Regions from separate parts of the Mus musculus genome. Here all the other regions are linked to region 1. The links are chromatin contacts, found by POLR2A ChIA-PET in ENCODE. All regions are on one chromosome and are shown on one strand. The core of a region is the stretch at or near the end of the contact, and the rest is flanking DNA. Distances in the headings are between cores, read along the strand shown.

Region 1 (4,536 bases), core at 1,541-4,040:
TGTAACTACTCTAAAGGCAGTGGGACCTGGGAGAATGGAACCAATAAATCAGGCAGACTAAAGTTTCATGCAATAGCCTACTTTATTCATAGCCTCAGAAAATTTATACCAGTGGTTCTCAACCTTCCTAATGCTGCAACCCTTTAACACAGATCCTCAGGTTGTGATGACCCCCAACCACAGTTATTTTCATTGCTACTTCACAACTGTAGTTTTGTTACTGTTATGAATCATAATGTAAGTATATGTGTTTCCAATGGTCTTAGGCAACCCCTGTAAAATGGTTCTTCAACCGCCGACTCAAAGGGGTCAAGGCCCACATGTTGAGAAATGGAGATCTGTAATACCCTGAGGGTTAAGAAAGGCCACAGGATTCATGAATTCAGACTGTCTACAATCACAAGAACAAGCCACACGAAACAAAAACCTGTTTTCCATAGAGGTATGTAAAGTACAGTTTAAACATTTAGCTGAATAACATCAGCAAGCAATTGGGGTAATCTGAAGCAAAGCCACTCCTAGCTGCTACATCTTGGAGGAGCACAGGAGTACAAAACACAGTCCAAGAACAATTCCATGTTTCGACGAAACAGAGGTCACAAGACTCTTGTCTCACAAGCACTCAAAATCCTCCTGACATGACTCCATTCTTGGATACTGTTCTCAAATAGAACAAATAGCTTGGTGGTTAAGAGCACTTGTTGCTCTTACAGAGGACCTGAGTTCAGTTCCCAGTACCCTCATGGTGGTTCAAACCACCAGTTATTCCAGTTCCAGAGGATCTGATACTCCCTTCTAAACTCCCTGAGCACCAGGTATACATACTGTGAACCTACATATATACAGGCAAAACATTTATATGTTCAAAATAAATAAATTAAAAAGAATTGGTGAGCCGGGCGTGGTGGTGCACGCCTTTAATCCCAGCACTTGGGAGGCAGACGCAGGCAGATTTCTGAGTTCGAGGCCAGCCTGGTCTACAAAGTGAGTTCCAGGACAGCCAGGGCTACACAGAGAAACCCTGTCTCGGAAAAAATAAATAAATAAATAAATAAATAAAATAAAATAAAATAAAAATAAATAAATAAAAAGAATTGGTGAAGAAAATGAGTTTCCTAAGAACTATAGCCAGATCTTGTCAGGGAAGAGGGTTGTTTCTTTCTGCTTTCCCTCTAGCAAAGCTACAATTTTACAGAAAACATGAAACAAGACTCAAGAAATGTGCTTATGCAGATTTAGCTATGAGACAGGTTGTCAGAACTGTGAAATCTCTTCCTGGGAGATGAGGTCCTACTCCTCTGCAGTCAAAGCTTCAGTCTGTTCTCTCCCCAGCATGGGATTACTGCAGATAGTTTAATTCTCTCTAGATCTCTGCCATGCTGTCATAACTGGATTAACACTTCATGGTTAGTAAGAGCCTCTGGGAGTATATGTAAGGACAGGACCAGGAGGTTAATTATGGGTGAGGGAAGAGATGACCTAAATGTGGGCAGCACTATCCCATAGGCTAGAGGATGGATATAAAAGGAACGAGGCCAGGGTATGGTGGCATACACTTTTAATCTCAGTATTCAGGAAGTAGAGGCAGGTGATCTCTGTGAGTTCAGGCCAGCCTGGTCTATAGCTCGAGTTTCAGGAAGGTCAGCCAGGCCTGCACAGAAAAACCCTGGCTTGAAAAGCCAAAACAAGGGCTGAAGAGATGGCTCAGCGGTTAAGATCATCGACTGCTCTTCCGAAGGCCCTGAATTCAAATCCCAGCAACCACATGGTGGTTCACAACCATCTGAAAACAGCTACAGTGTACTTACATAAAACAATAAATAAATCTAAAAAAAGAAAAGCCAAAACAACAACCCCCGACCCCGGGGGAAAAAGGAGTTCCAGGCCAGTAATGAAATTCTGTCTCTCAAAAAGTTAACAGAAGTCTATGGGGTCTGGAGGTCAGTCACAAAGCTCTCAATAAGGACGTGAGACTTCCCTGACTTCTTCCTCTGGCACCCCTACAGAAACAATGGTGGCAAAAGTCACAAGTCATACTCTAGAGGATCAGGAAGTCCAAGCCCTCGGAGTCAACCAACCTGATTTTGAGGGCTTCCTAACACATAACAGGAGCGCAGAACAAAATGGAGCCCCATAGACAAATTATGTCCACACTTCCGCCCTTCCATGGCTTCCAGGTGAGGTCGCCAGACTCCCAGCGTAACATTTGCATACACAAAAGAAATTGAGACATTTCATTGGTCGAGGTTGGAGTCTATCACACTGAGCTGGCTTCCCATTAGTAGCTTTCAATTCCTACCTGCCCCACAAGTCCAGATCACGACCGCCCCTGTTTATTGGTCAAGGCCCCTTCCGTCATCCCTTTAACCCCTCCAGTCCTGTCTTCCCTCGCTCCGCCCCTTCCCCTGCCTAACCGTTAGTCGCGTGCGCGTCTTTCTCCAGGCCGGAGCGCGCGCGCGCACCCCAAGTCGTGGCGGCGTCTCATTCAAACGGTCCAATCAGCGGCCACGTCGCCTCGGCGGGCGCCCCCTTTCTCTCTGCTCTAGGTTTTTAGCCGCTTGGTTCTCCCAGGTCAACTCCTCAGCCGGCGTGAGCCCTCATTGTGATAGCACTCCTCACAAACTGGGTTCGAACTTCTGCTACTATTCTGACAAGAACAGAGAAAAGAGCGTTGACCGCCCAGCAACGTGCGCGTTGACGTACGCGGTCGAGACGTGCCGTGAGGGGGCGGGGCCTGCGAGTAGCTATAAAAGTGCGGTGTTGGGCGCGCGGCCGGTTCTACCGAGGAGCAGACGTAACGTTGTGAGCGTTTCGTAGCGGACGTCGGAATTAGTGGGAGCGGAGTGGGGCCTCGGGGGCCTCGCTAGGGCCACAGCGGCCGGCAGTTGGGCCCCCCGCCCCGGCCGGCGGTCCGAGGAGTGCAGGAAGGGGGCCGGGGGGACCCGCCCCCGGCCGGCTGAAGTCATGGTGAGTGACGCGGGAGGCCCGAGGGGCCGTTGGGGACTCGGGCAGAGGAGGCGACTGCGGCGTCCCAAGTGTTTTCTGGCCAGCTTCTGAGTGCTTTGGTGGCATGGCTGAACGTCCGGAGCCAGGAGTCGGCCCCAGGGCCTTTCAACAAACGGTGCGGGAGCCCAGGCAGCCCTCGGAACCTTGGGGAGGGCTTTGGGCGCCTTGCGGCCCGCCCATGGGTGTTTTAAGGAGCAAGACATCCCGCCGCCATTTCGTCCAGCCTTTTTCTTTTTGGTGTGTGTGGGGGGGCGGCGGTTGATGGGGTTGTTTCAAGCCTAAGTAGGGGAAGGGCTCCGGCTAGGCCTCAGGCCCACCTGGAACCAGTAGTGGACCCATGCGCGTCTTAACGAGCGCTTTGGGTAGGTTCGGGTACGCTGAGCCACGTAGAAGCTTTTTCTGAGACACCGTCCCGGTCAGCCATGGGGCAAAAGCCAGAAGCATCTTAGGTCCAGTTGACAGGCAGTGATTGACAACCTCGGACCTCTAAAGTCTGGATTCTGGTATCCACCCACCTTAATCCTAGCTATTTCAGGCTGCTCACTCTCCTTTTCCCTCCGTGCCTAGAACTCCAATGTGGAGAATCTGCCGCCCCACATCATCCGCCTAGTGTACAAGGAGGTGACAACACTGACGGCAGACCCACCTGATGGCATTAAAGTCTTCCCCAATGAGGAGGATCTCACAGACCTGCAGGTTACCATCGAGGGCCCTGGTGAGTGTGAGCACGGAAGGGAGGGGCCACTTGACCAGATTTCTTCTGTCTTGTGGCTGTGGGACAAATAGGATTCAGCCTCTCAGGTGCTTATGACAAAATGTGGCCTTTTGCTTAGGCTTGCATTAAGGCTGTCAAGTGTTACTTTCCAGAGACGTGAGGATGCATATAAGTGAAGCAGAAATAGAAAGTGTAGCTGGGCGTGGTGGTGCACGCCTTTAATCCCAGCACTCGGGAGGCAGAGACAGGCGAATTTCTGAGTTCGAGGCCAACCTGGTCTACAGAGTGAGTTCCAGGACAGTCAGGGCTACACAGAGAAACCCTGTCTTGAAGAGAAAAAAAAAAAATGTATGCCAGGGGATCTGAAACACTAATCAATCGAATGTCCCAAGACTAAACAAAAAGCATTGTGAGGGGAAACTGGTGGTAATAAGCTGATTTGCATATTTTAAGCAAACCAGTTAGATTTTTCAGACCTCATTTGTCAACTGAATTTCTATATAGTCAGCTAAAATCAGTTTCAAAATCAGGTGACTGGCCTATAATGCTGAGGGTGTGCAATATGTCTGCCTGGTCTGCTGTTAGCTAGTGTAGCAACTGCCAGGTGTAGACCATCTATGATTACCACTTGACCCAAGCAAGTAGGTAAATGAAAACACACCTCTCATGAGGATGGGGAAAGGCTTGGAAAATGGTTTACAGGAAAAGTTGGTGGGTTGGGTCCCTTTGTCCTGAAGAGTGGCAATGTTGAAGGATGTTAGGATATAATAAAGCAGCCCCTTTTCCTCCTCTTCAGAAGGGACTCCCTATGCTGG
Region 2 (4,786 bases), core at 2,085-4,584, 150 kb before region 1:
TGTGCTTCTCTTCTGTGCTGCCACGGCCTGCTTCCCTTGGGATGTAGCATTGGCTCCTGATCCTGAGTTTGAGGCCTTTGCTGGTTGGATGACCACTAAGCCCCAGCCCCCTCGGCCACCAGCACCCTGGGACCAGTTTGCACCCCCAGCTCTGACCTTGCTCCAGGGACTTCTGGACCTGGATCCTGAGACTAGGAGTCCTCCACTAGCTGTCTTTGATGTTTTAGGGGACAACTGGGGGCTCCAGGGTAGTGGAGAGGGATCCGGAAGCTTGGGGGTTATACCCTACAAAGATGGGGAGGAAGAAGAGGGAGGATCAAGTTTGGAGGAGTGGACCGACGAGGAGGAAGATGAAATCAAAGACAGTGGGGGGATGGAGGCAGATAACAGAGCTTCATGACCAGGTGACTGAGACAGTGGTCAGAACCGGAGCTCTTGAGGCCACCTGGGAAAGGCAGCAGCTGTTCTGGGAGAAGGGGGAACACACTGGATGTGGATGTGCACACATCTCCCTTCCCTGAAGTGCACACACACACAACTGAGGACTAAGGGGTCCCAATTGTGTGCTGCTGCAGCCTCATCCCCTTCTCACCTTTCCATTTTCCTTTTGTCTTCTTTCTTTTTCCTCCTCTTCTTCCTCTTCCTTGCCCTCTTCTTCTTCCTCTCCCTTCTCCATTTCCTCCTCTTTCTCCTCTTCTTCCTCTTCCTCCATCTTCTCCTCCATCTCCACTTCTCCTCTTCTTCCTTTTCCCCTTCTTCCTCCTCTTCTTCCTCTTCCCCTCTTCTTCTTTTTCTTCCTCCTCCATCTCCTCTTCCATCTCCTCCATCTCCTCCTCTCCCTCTTCCCCTCCTCTTCTTATCATCTTTCCTTCTCCTCCCTCTTCTTTCTCACCTTGATTTTTCTTTACTGCCCTCAACTGACTACGTAGCTGACCTAGAGCTTTGGATCCTCCACCTCCACTTCCCCAGTGCTGGCCTGTACTTCCCCAGTGCTGGCCTGTACTTCCCCACTATTTTGAGGTGCTGGGCATTGTTGAGGAACCTGGGGCTTCCCTGTGCTAGGAAGGCCCTCTATCAACTTAACCTCTTCCCCAACCCCTGAGCATCTTCACAGCCCAAGTTTCCGTTTCTCCTACAGATATATTTCTGTGCTCTGAAATGTTGAATGCTTATCATGAATTCTGATGGGACCACTCTTCTGTAAGAGCAGTGGTTCTCAGCCTGTGGGTCGTGGCCCCCCTTTGGGGGAGTTGAACAACCTTTTCACAGGGGTTGCGTATCAGATCTCCTCCTTATTAGACATTTACATTATGATTCATAGCAGTAACAACATTACAGTTACAAAGTAGCAATGAAACAGTTTTATCATTGGGGAATTATATTGAAGAGTCACAGCATTAGGAGGGTTGAGAACCACTGTCTAAGACCATGGTGAGGGGGAGCTCCCACCATTTGAGGCACAAAATCCAAACTTACAGGATCCGATATTATGTTGATCTGACAGTTTCTGGGCTCTGTGTTGGTGACATTGTGGGAATTGTCACACACACAGAGCAAAAGAAACATGTGTGTACACATACCACTACCACCACCACCACCACCACCCACACACCACCACACCACTGCCGACAGACACCCACACACCTTATATGCTCCACCTAGCACCTTTGACTTCCATCTTGTCCTACAGAAACGTTCCCATCCCTGGAGCCCTCCCAGATACCTATGTCTACTCTTCCTGTCCTTGTCACAAACATCTGGTCTAGACCCTTCCATCTTCTATTTCCACAAGATGCCCCAAGTTCTCTGGTTATGAATAACCCAGCTCCATCTATATTCAGGGACCCATCAATCCTGAGAGCCAGGACTAGTTTCATGGCTCTTCCTTGTCCCAAACAGCACACAGACTCCAGTTCTGTGTGTCTGGAGTCCCCAGCTCCCAGCAGAAACTAGAAACATCACAGGAATTTATACTTAAAAAATTTTTCAAGTTTTTCTGTATCCCAGGATGTTCCCTCACTAGGTGGCAGAGGGTAACCTCGAACTTCTGATCATCCTTCGTCCACCTCTCAATGCTGGGATTACAGGCCTGTGTTATGATGGAGATTTACACAGTGGTGGATATGAGCTTCCAGAGGTTCATGCAGGGAAAACAAAGACTGCAGCCAGAACTATAATCCCAACCAGGAACCTACACTTTCTAGATTTAACAGTGAGTTCACCAAATGAACCATGGTGCCCCGGACTGGACTTGGGAACAGGAAAAGGACCTTGAGGACAAAGATGGTGGGTAGGATGGATGACTATTGTTGAAAGCTTTGCTAATTTAGTGATGAATCTTGGGTAAGATGCTGACCTTGGGGCAAGCTGTGTGAAGGGTCCAAGGGACCTTGGCAACTGTGTGTCTTTTACAACTGTGTGACCTTTGTGATTGTTTTTGTAAAACTAAAAATATCTACAAAATAAAAAGTGTATTTTGGACAATGAAGTGAACCCACGTGGTTCTCGGTGCTTTAAACCCAACAGCTGTCCCGCAAAAGGGGTACAGTCATCCTCGATCCCCAGCTGCTCTGCCACCTGTTTCTGGTCCCCAGTCTGAGGTCATTTCTCATGACATCATTTTAGAATCCTCTCTTATTTTGTTCCTAAACAGGACCCCAGTGCATGGCTCCTGGATACACCTCTCAAAAGATTTGTTTGTCAACAGGGCGCCAGAGTCAGGAGCTGAGGAACAGAGCAGATGGGATCAGATTAAAGAAAATCCGAGACCTTTTGAGGGAAGAGGCCAGGGGCTGCACCCCTAGATCTGAAAGAAGGCTAGGGTCAAGATCCTTGGGTCAAATGGAGGAGCGCTGGATTCCTGAGTTTGAGGAAAGCAGTTTCGTTCCGGGGATTCCGGGCCTGAGGAAGATGGCTGGGGTCTAGAATCCTGGGCCTGAGAGAGGAAGGCTGCTCCGGATCCTTGAGTCTGAGGGAGGAGGGCTGGGGGAGGGGATCTTGGATATAAGGGAGAGAGGATGGTACCTAGACCCTCTCTAGTCTGAAATAGGAGGGATGCATTCTAGATTCTTCCATCTGAGGAATGAAGACTGGAGTGTGGACTCTGAAAGAGAGGAAGCAGAGCTGGGGTTTGCATTTCTGGGTCTGATAGAAGGCTTCCTGAACCCTTGGGTCCAAGGGAGGAGAGCTAAGCCACACTGGTGTGGTCCAGCCACAGCCAGTACTAGGATTCAACACACGATGTCGCTCTGCCCCCAATGGGGGGCAGAAGGGGCGGGGCAGAGGGCGGAGCTTTACGAACCCCCAGAGTGAGGGCGGGACTTGCTCCTGAGCAGTCTGATGCTGGCAGGAACCCCCGAAGTGCAAGGCGCTAACTGCAGTAGGCAGAAAGGGATCAGACAAGCCTTGGAGAAGGCGAAGTCTGGAGCTCTGAGCCCAGGTCAGAAGTAGGGCAAGGTTAACCGGCCTGAGGGAAGGCTGCAGTTGAACAGGAAAACAGGTGGCAAGAGTCCTGGCCCCTCGACAGGACAAGAGACACCTTGAAGCAATCGAGTGCTTTAGTGTTGGGGACAGAATCCAAGGCCCAAGTTGTGTGAGTTTTAGAAGTTCCTGGGACAGTAATAAGTTATGATTTGAAGCCCTAGTCTGAGGGAGGAGGGCTGAGGGCTGGAACCCTGGGTCTAAGGGAGGAGGCCCGAAGTCTGGAAGCTTGGGTCTGAAGGAGGAGAGCCGAGGTCTGGGACCTTGGATCTGAGGGTAGATGGATGGGGCCTGGAGTCCTGGATCTGAGGAGGGAGGGCTGGGGTCTGAGCCCTGAATTCGAAGGAGGAGGGTTGGGGTCTATTTCTCTGGGTGCTGGGGTCTCGAGCCCTGGGTCTAGGGATAAGCTTCTGAGCTGTGAGACTTGAACCACAAAATGATTGAGTGCTAAAGGCTTGGGACAGGTCCAAGTGACAGCTACAGGCAGGACCCGGGTGTCCCAAGCTGTGGAGAGCCCCACCCTTCCCTGGAGGCAGAGAGCACCTGTTTTCTCTTTGGAGAGAAACCGCTCATCCACTCTGGGCCCAAGTCTGTTTGCTTTGGAAACAAGATGGGGGGTGTCTCGATGACTTGGTTCATCTTTCACCCTCAGGCCACCAGGTGGCAGTGGGAATGGGGGGGGGGCATCTGACCTCTCAGTTGACCTCACCTCACACAAGTGACTGTTTTCCACTCCTCAGGGTCTCTTACTGAATGGAAATGAGTCACAATAAGAAGTGGTGATGAGAAAGTCCAGGTCTAGACTTCTTCCTCAAACCTAGAGTCCATACCCCAGCCCTCCTCCCTCAGACCCAGGAGTCCAGCCCTCAGCCCTCCTCCCTTAAACCTTGAGGTCCAGACTGTGGTCCCCTTCCCTCAGACTCTGGAGCCCAGACCCTGGCCCTCCTCCCTTGGACCCAGGAATCTAGACCCAGCCCTCACCCCTCAGAAGTCAGGTTTCCTTGCTCTTCCTCCCCTAGGCATAGGCTAGCGAGCTCTGAGTCCTGGGTCACAGTCCTTTTGTCTGTCTTGCAGAAATGCCAGGCAAACAGTCAGAAGACAAGCCAATGGAAGTGTCAACTGTGGAGGATGGAGGTGATGAAGGCCTGGGAGGCCTAACGGTAGAGGAGCTGCAGCAGGGGCAGGAGGCTGCTCTGGCCTTGGAGGACATGATGGCTCTGAGTGCCCAGACCCTGGTCCAAACTGAGGTGGAAGAGCTGTACGAGGAAGTGCGTCCCCTGGGCCAGGGCCGGTTCGGCCGTGTCCT
Region 3 (4,885 bases), core at 1,316-3,815, 180 kb before region 1:
ATTTGTTACTTTCCTCCCTCCCCCTTTTTGCTGTTGTTTGCTCATTTGTTTATTTGAGACTAGGGCGTTCTTTATATCATTATAGTATGGAATTTTGCCCTGTCTCCACCTCCTAAGTGAGGGGATCGCAGGTGCACACAACTGTGCCTTGCCCCTCTTAAAAAAGAATTTATTTTTATCTTACATGTTTTTCCTGCCTGTATGTATGTGCACCCCACATATGCTTGACTCTGGGAGACAGAAGAGGTCCTCTTGGAACTGGAGTGTTATAAAGGAACTGTGAGCTGTTTTGTGGGTGCTGGGAACCCAATTCAGGTCCTCATCAAGAGCAGTTAGTGGTTTTAACTGCAGAGCCATCTTGTCGGTCTCCAAGCTGCAGATAGGAGCGCACACAGAGACTTAGCACGGGTGGTTTTGTGTTGTTCTCTTCCTTGTGCTCAGCTGGGGAGTCTCCACATTTCCACACAGTAAGCTTCTTTCTTCCTTTTTTTTTTTTTTTTTTCAGGGCATACAAGATTTCTCTGGGTCATGATTTTATTCCCCTGATCTCTTACTGAGCCATTCATAGTGATTTCCAAGACTGCCATAGTAGACTAGCCAGAGAGCTCAGTCAGTACAGCCACTTGTCCCCAAGGCTAATCACCTGAATTTGATCCTAGGACAGGACCCACATCGTGGAGAGAGAACTGACCTCTGACCTCCATATATGCACTGTGCTGTGTGTGCACCCGACATACATAAATAATAAATGTAACAGAATCTAACTTCAATTTATTTTTATTTTTTGGCAATATGCCCCTCTGCGTGTATGTGTTCAAAAGACAAAAGGTGTTGGAGCTGAAGTTATACAGGGGGTGGGGGCTTGCCTGGGTGCTGGAAACCAAATTCTGGCCCTCTTGAACAGCAATACTCTCAAGCACTGGACTGTCTCTTCAGCCCTACATTTGTATTTGTTTATTTAATGTGTATGTGTACATTTGTGTCTGTGTGTTTATGTATGTTTATATGTGTGTATATGTGTGTTGTATGTATGGGTGGGTGTGTTTGTACATATGTGAATGTATGTTTATGTATATGTGTGTGCAGACACACAGGTGGAGAAGTCAGAGGCCCACCCACAGGAATCGGTTTGGTGATCTCTTTCTACTCTGTGGGTCCTGGATAGCTCAGATCATCAGCCACGAGTCAGGCGCCTTTGCACTGAGCTATCTTGCCAGCCCACAATACCTATACTGAAATGTTTTTTTTTTTTTTTTTTTTTAAGATTTTATTTATTTACTTATTATATGTAAGTACACTGTAGCTGTCTTCAGACACTCCAGAAGAGGGCGTCAGATCTCGTTACGGATGGTTGTGAGCCACCATGTGGTTGCTGGGATTTGAACTTCCGACCTTCGGAAGAGCAGTCGGGTGCTCTTACCCACTGAGCCATCTCACCAGCCCCCTGAAATGTTTTTAAAAAGAAAAAGAAAGCAGCCGCAATGGACTGGCACAAGTATAATACTGCATGTTTCTGGTTTCTCAAGGGTAAATTCCTGGAATTACTAGCATATCAAAGCTTTCCAAACCTCTACTCACCCAGACACGTACAAAAGGAACAGTTTACCCAGCCTCTTGCCAACTATGTTTGGCATGAAGTTAACCCTAAAGAAAACAACACTGTAATGCAGGCAGATAACTGAAACGGCCCTTTTTCTCCATCATATATACTTTGAGATGTGGCCCATGTAGCAGGCTGAAACATTAAAGCTCCAAGTTCCAGAAACGTAGTTGCCAAGGAAGACTAGAGGAATGGCATTCACTCCCATTGAAAGCCAGCTCACTGTCTCTTCCATCCCCTTCATTCCACAGCACTTTGCCCAAAACAAGAGCTTCCCTCGTCACACCGTCTGTGACTGACTCTTGTTTGTCCCTTTTCATCATAGTATGAATTTTGCCTTTATCGATCCAGCACCAAGGACAGAGCCAGCCCACAGTAGGTGTTCTGATAAAACTGGTCGGGTTGTGATCCTGGGGCTTACCATAAAGGGAGAAACTGAGGCTCGGAGAAGAGAGAATTGCTTGCCCAGGCAACCAAGGGACAGTGAGAGTCAGGCTCGATCATAGAGGTGCACTCCTTGTATCATTGATGTTCACTCTCAAGCCTGTATCACTCACTGCTTCGTTCATCTCCATCTCTGCCTTCTTCAGACCCAGCAGCCAGCACAGTGCCTGGCACCGGCAGGGCTTGATAAATGCCTGTTTGTTGAAAGAATGAATGAATATGTGTTATCTGCTGGGAAATGGAGGAGGGGTGGAAAGCTGGATCCAGATTCCCAGGCTTGCAGCCTCCTCCTCCTCTGAGGGTCCAAAGGACAGGCCTTCAGCCCCTTCCCCTCCCGGGATCCAGGAGCCGCAGCTCCCTCCTCTGCTCCCGCCCCCCCCCCCCCCGCACCCCCACCAGGTCCCTGGCCCTCCGCTTCCGGCTTCTCAGCCAGTCTTTCCTCTTCTGGCCTCCGACCAAGCACCGGGTTTCCGGGGGGAAGGCTTAGGCTGTAACACCGAGCCCAGCCTCCTTCTCCACCCCCACCCCTCCCACTACGCTCAACCCCCTCCCTCTCCGCCACCACTGTCCGCGATCGCCCGGCCGCAGGGAAGGAAGAAAGGAGCGCAGGAGGTGGAGGTAAGACCGGCTCCCTGAGACTGGGGCGAGCCCCAGGCCCTGCGCAGAGCAATCTGCAAGGCCTCGACCCGCTGCCTTAGTTCTGCAGATCACACCTACCCGGAACAGATAGACCCCCTCTTGGACCTAGATCCCCCGACAGCCGGCAGGTTCCACGCCCTCCCCCGACACCACGCCCGGCCAGGGGTCTGGCCACAGCTTTCTCGCTGAGGATTTTCTGCAGCCCAGCTCCCAGTCCACTCCTCCCCCTTGTCTTGTGAGTCAGGGCCCCTTACCCAGCTTCTTCCTTCACCCGGACTCAGAGGCTGCGTCTACCTGCAAGAGTCTAGTTCGCCTATCTGGTTCTATCTGAGACCCAGGAGTCCTACCTTTCAGTCTTCTTGCCTGAGACCCAGGGATCCAGAAATCAGCCCTTCTTTAAACCCAGGAGTCCAGGTCCTCCCTCAGACCCAGGAGTGCAGACCCCGACCTTCTTCAGACCCAGGAGCCCAGACCCCAGCCCTCCTCCTTCCGATCCAGGAATCCAGACCCCATTCCTCCTCCCTCAGACCCAGGAATCCAGACCCCAGCTCTCCTCTCACAGACCCAGGGGCTTAAGCCCGGCTACCCACTGGTCCCTCCCAGCCCCTGACTTATGGACTTTTTATTTCCAGGGCCTCTTGACTTTGAATCCCACCCTACTTGGGCCCCAAGGGTGGACTGGTTCCCAGCCCCTCCAGGAATGTTCAAGCCCCAGGGCACTAGAGCAAAATCAATTGGCTGACTTTGTCTCCCTGTGTCTCCTCTGTATGTGTCTTGTTCTGTCTTCCTGACCGTTCCCACCTCTGATATCTATGTTTTCTTTCTCTCTATCTCTCTCCTTTGTGTTTCTCCTGAACTTGGCCCCCCTTTCCTACGTCTCCACAACTCTCTCCTCTCCTTTCCTGTGTCTATCCCCTTCTGCCTCCTCACCACCTTCCTCTCCCGACTTTCATCTGTATCCTCTTCTGAACTGTGGATCTACCTGCCCTGTACCTCTGCTCTCCTCTTCACCTCACCCCACATCTTTCATCTCTTCTCCCCACCCCTGCCTCTTCCCCTTTTCCCCACAGGCATGGATCCACAGCCCCCTCCACCCGCCCAGGGCAGCCCACCTCACCGTGACCGTGGCCGAGGCCGAGGCCGTGGCCGTGGCCGTGGCCGAGGCCGTGGTCGTGGCAGAGGGGGTGCTGGAGCCCCTAGGGCGCCTCTGCCCTGCCCAACCTGTGGTCGCCTCTTCCGCTTCCCTTACTACCTGTCTCGACACCGGCTGAGCCACTCGGGTCTCCGGCCCCATGCCTGCCCTCTGTGCCCCAAAGCTTTCCGCAGGCCTGCCCACCTTTCCCGCCACCTTCGTGGCCACGGGCCCCAGCCCCCGCTGCGCTGCGCTGCCTGCCCACGCACCTTCCCGGAGCCAGCCCAGCTCAGGCGCCACCTGGCCCAAGAGCACGCAGGTAGCGAGGTGGATCTGTCCACGCAGAGGGCAGTGAAGGAGGAGCCTGAGGCCAGTTGGGGTCCGCAGGACGAGGGAGTGGAACAGCCCGCCACGGTGGTGGTGGCCGGGGCTGAGGAGGAGGCGACCACACAGTGGCCCGCAGGGGACTCGGCTCCTGCGGCTGTCCCCACGAGTACGGATCCTCGGGAATCAGAGGCCAAGGAGGCCGAGGCCGGGGCAGCGGAGCTAAGGGCAGAGTTGGCACTGGCCGCGGGGCGACAGGAGGAGAAACAGGTCCTTCTCCAGGCCGACTGGACGCTGCTGTGTCTCCGCTGTCGCGAAGCCTTCGCCACCAAGGGGGAGCTCAAAGCCCACCCGTGTCTGCGCCCCGAGGGCGAACAGGAGGGCGAAGGAGGACCCCCGCCCCGCCCCAAGCGACACCAGTGTTCCATCTGCCTCAAGGCTTTCGCCAGGCCCTGGTCCCTATCGCGTCACCGGCTAGTCCACTCCACCGATCGACCTTTTGTGTGTCCAGACTGCGGCCTGGCCTTCCGCTTGGCCTCCTACCTCCGCCAGCACCGCCGCGTCCATGGTCCACTCAGCCTGCTGGCCCCGTTACCCGGGGCCGGCAAGAAGGATGACAAGGCCTCGGGCGGACGGAACTCAGGGAAAGGGCCCGAGGGGGGCGAAGGGGCAGAATGTGGGGGTGCATCGGAAGGGGGTGAAGGCGGGCATAATGGAGGAGATGCCACCCCAGCCCGGCCTCCGGC

The links. ChIA-PET counts read pairs that join two places held with the same protein, here RNA polymerase II (POLR2A).
Region 2: POLR2A ChIA-PET joins it to region 1 with 18 read pairs in embryonic stem cell. The contact joins the promoter of Sbk2 here to the promoter of Ube2s in region 1. POLR2A ChIA-PET finds 5 or more read pairs at or near these places in 3 of 5 experiments (Patski and embryonic stem cell).
Region 3: POLR2A ChIA-PET joins it to region 1 with 10 read pairs in Patski. The contact joins the promoter of Zfp579 here to the promoter of Ube2s in region 1. POLR2A ChIA-PET finds 5 or more read pairs at or near these places in 4 of 5 experiments (Patski and embryonic stem cell).

What each region holds. Positions count from the first base shown.
Region 1 is chr7:4,810,594-4,815,129 of GRCm38, reverse strand. Ube2s (ubiquitin-conjugating enzyme E2S) reads left to right here and starts at 2,790. Exons shown (of 4, transcript NM_133777.2): 1 at 2,790-2,967; 2 at 3,574-3,721; 3 at 4,518-4,536. The coding sequence starts at 2,965.
Region 2 is chr7:4,962,954-4,967,739 of GRCm38, reverse strand. It overlaps Sbk2 (SH3-binding domain kinase family, member 2), which reads left to right and starts at 3,334. Exons shown (of 4, transcript NM_001146329.2): 1 at 3,334-3,439; 2 at 4,555-4,786. The coding sequence starts at 4,557. Sbk3 (SH3 domain binding kinase family, member 3) reads left to right here. Exons shown (of 4, transcript NM_001200041.1): 4 at 1-2,480. The coding sequence ends at 400.
Region 3 is chr7:4,993,781-4,998,665 of GRCm38, reverse strand. It overlaps Zfp579 (zinc finger protein 579), which reads left to right and starts at 2,565. Exons shown (of 2, transcript NM_026741.2): 1 at 2,565-2,662; 2 at 3,754-4,885. The coding sequence starts at 3,756.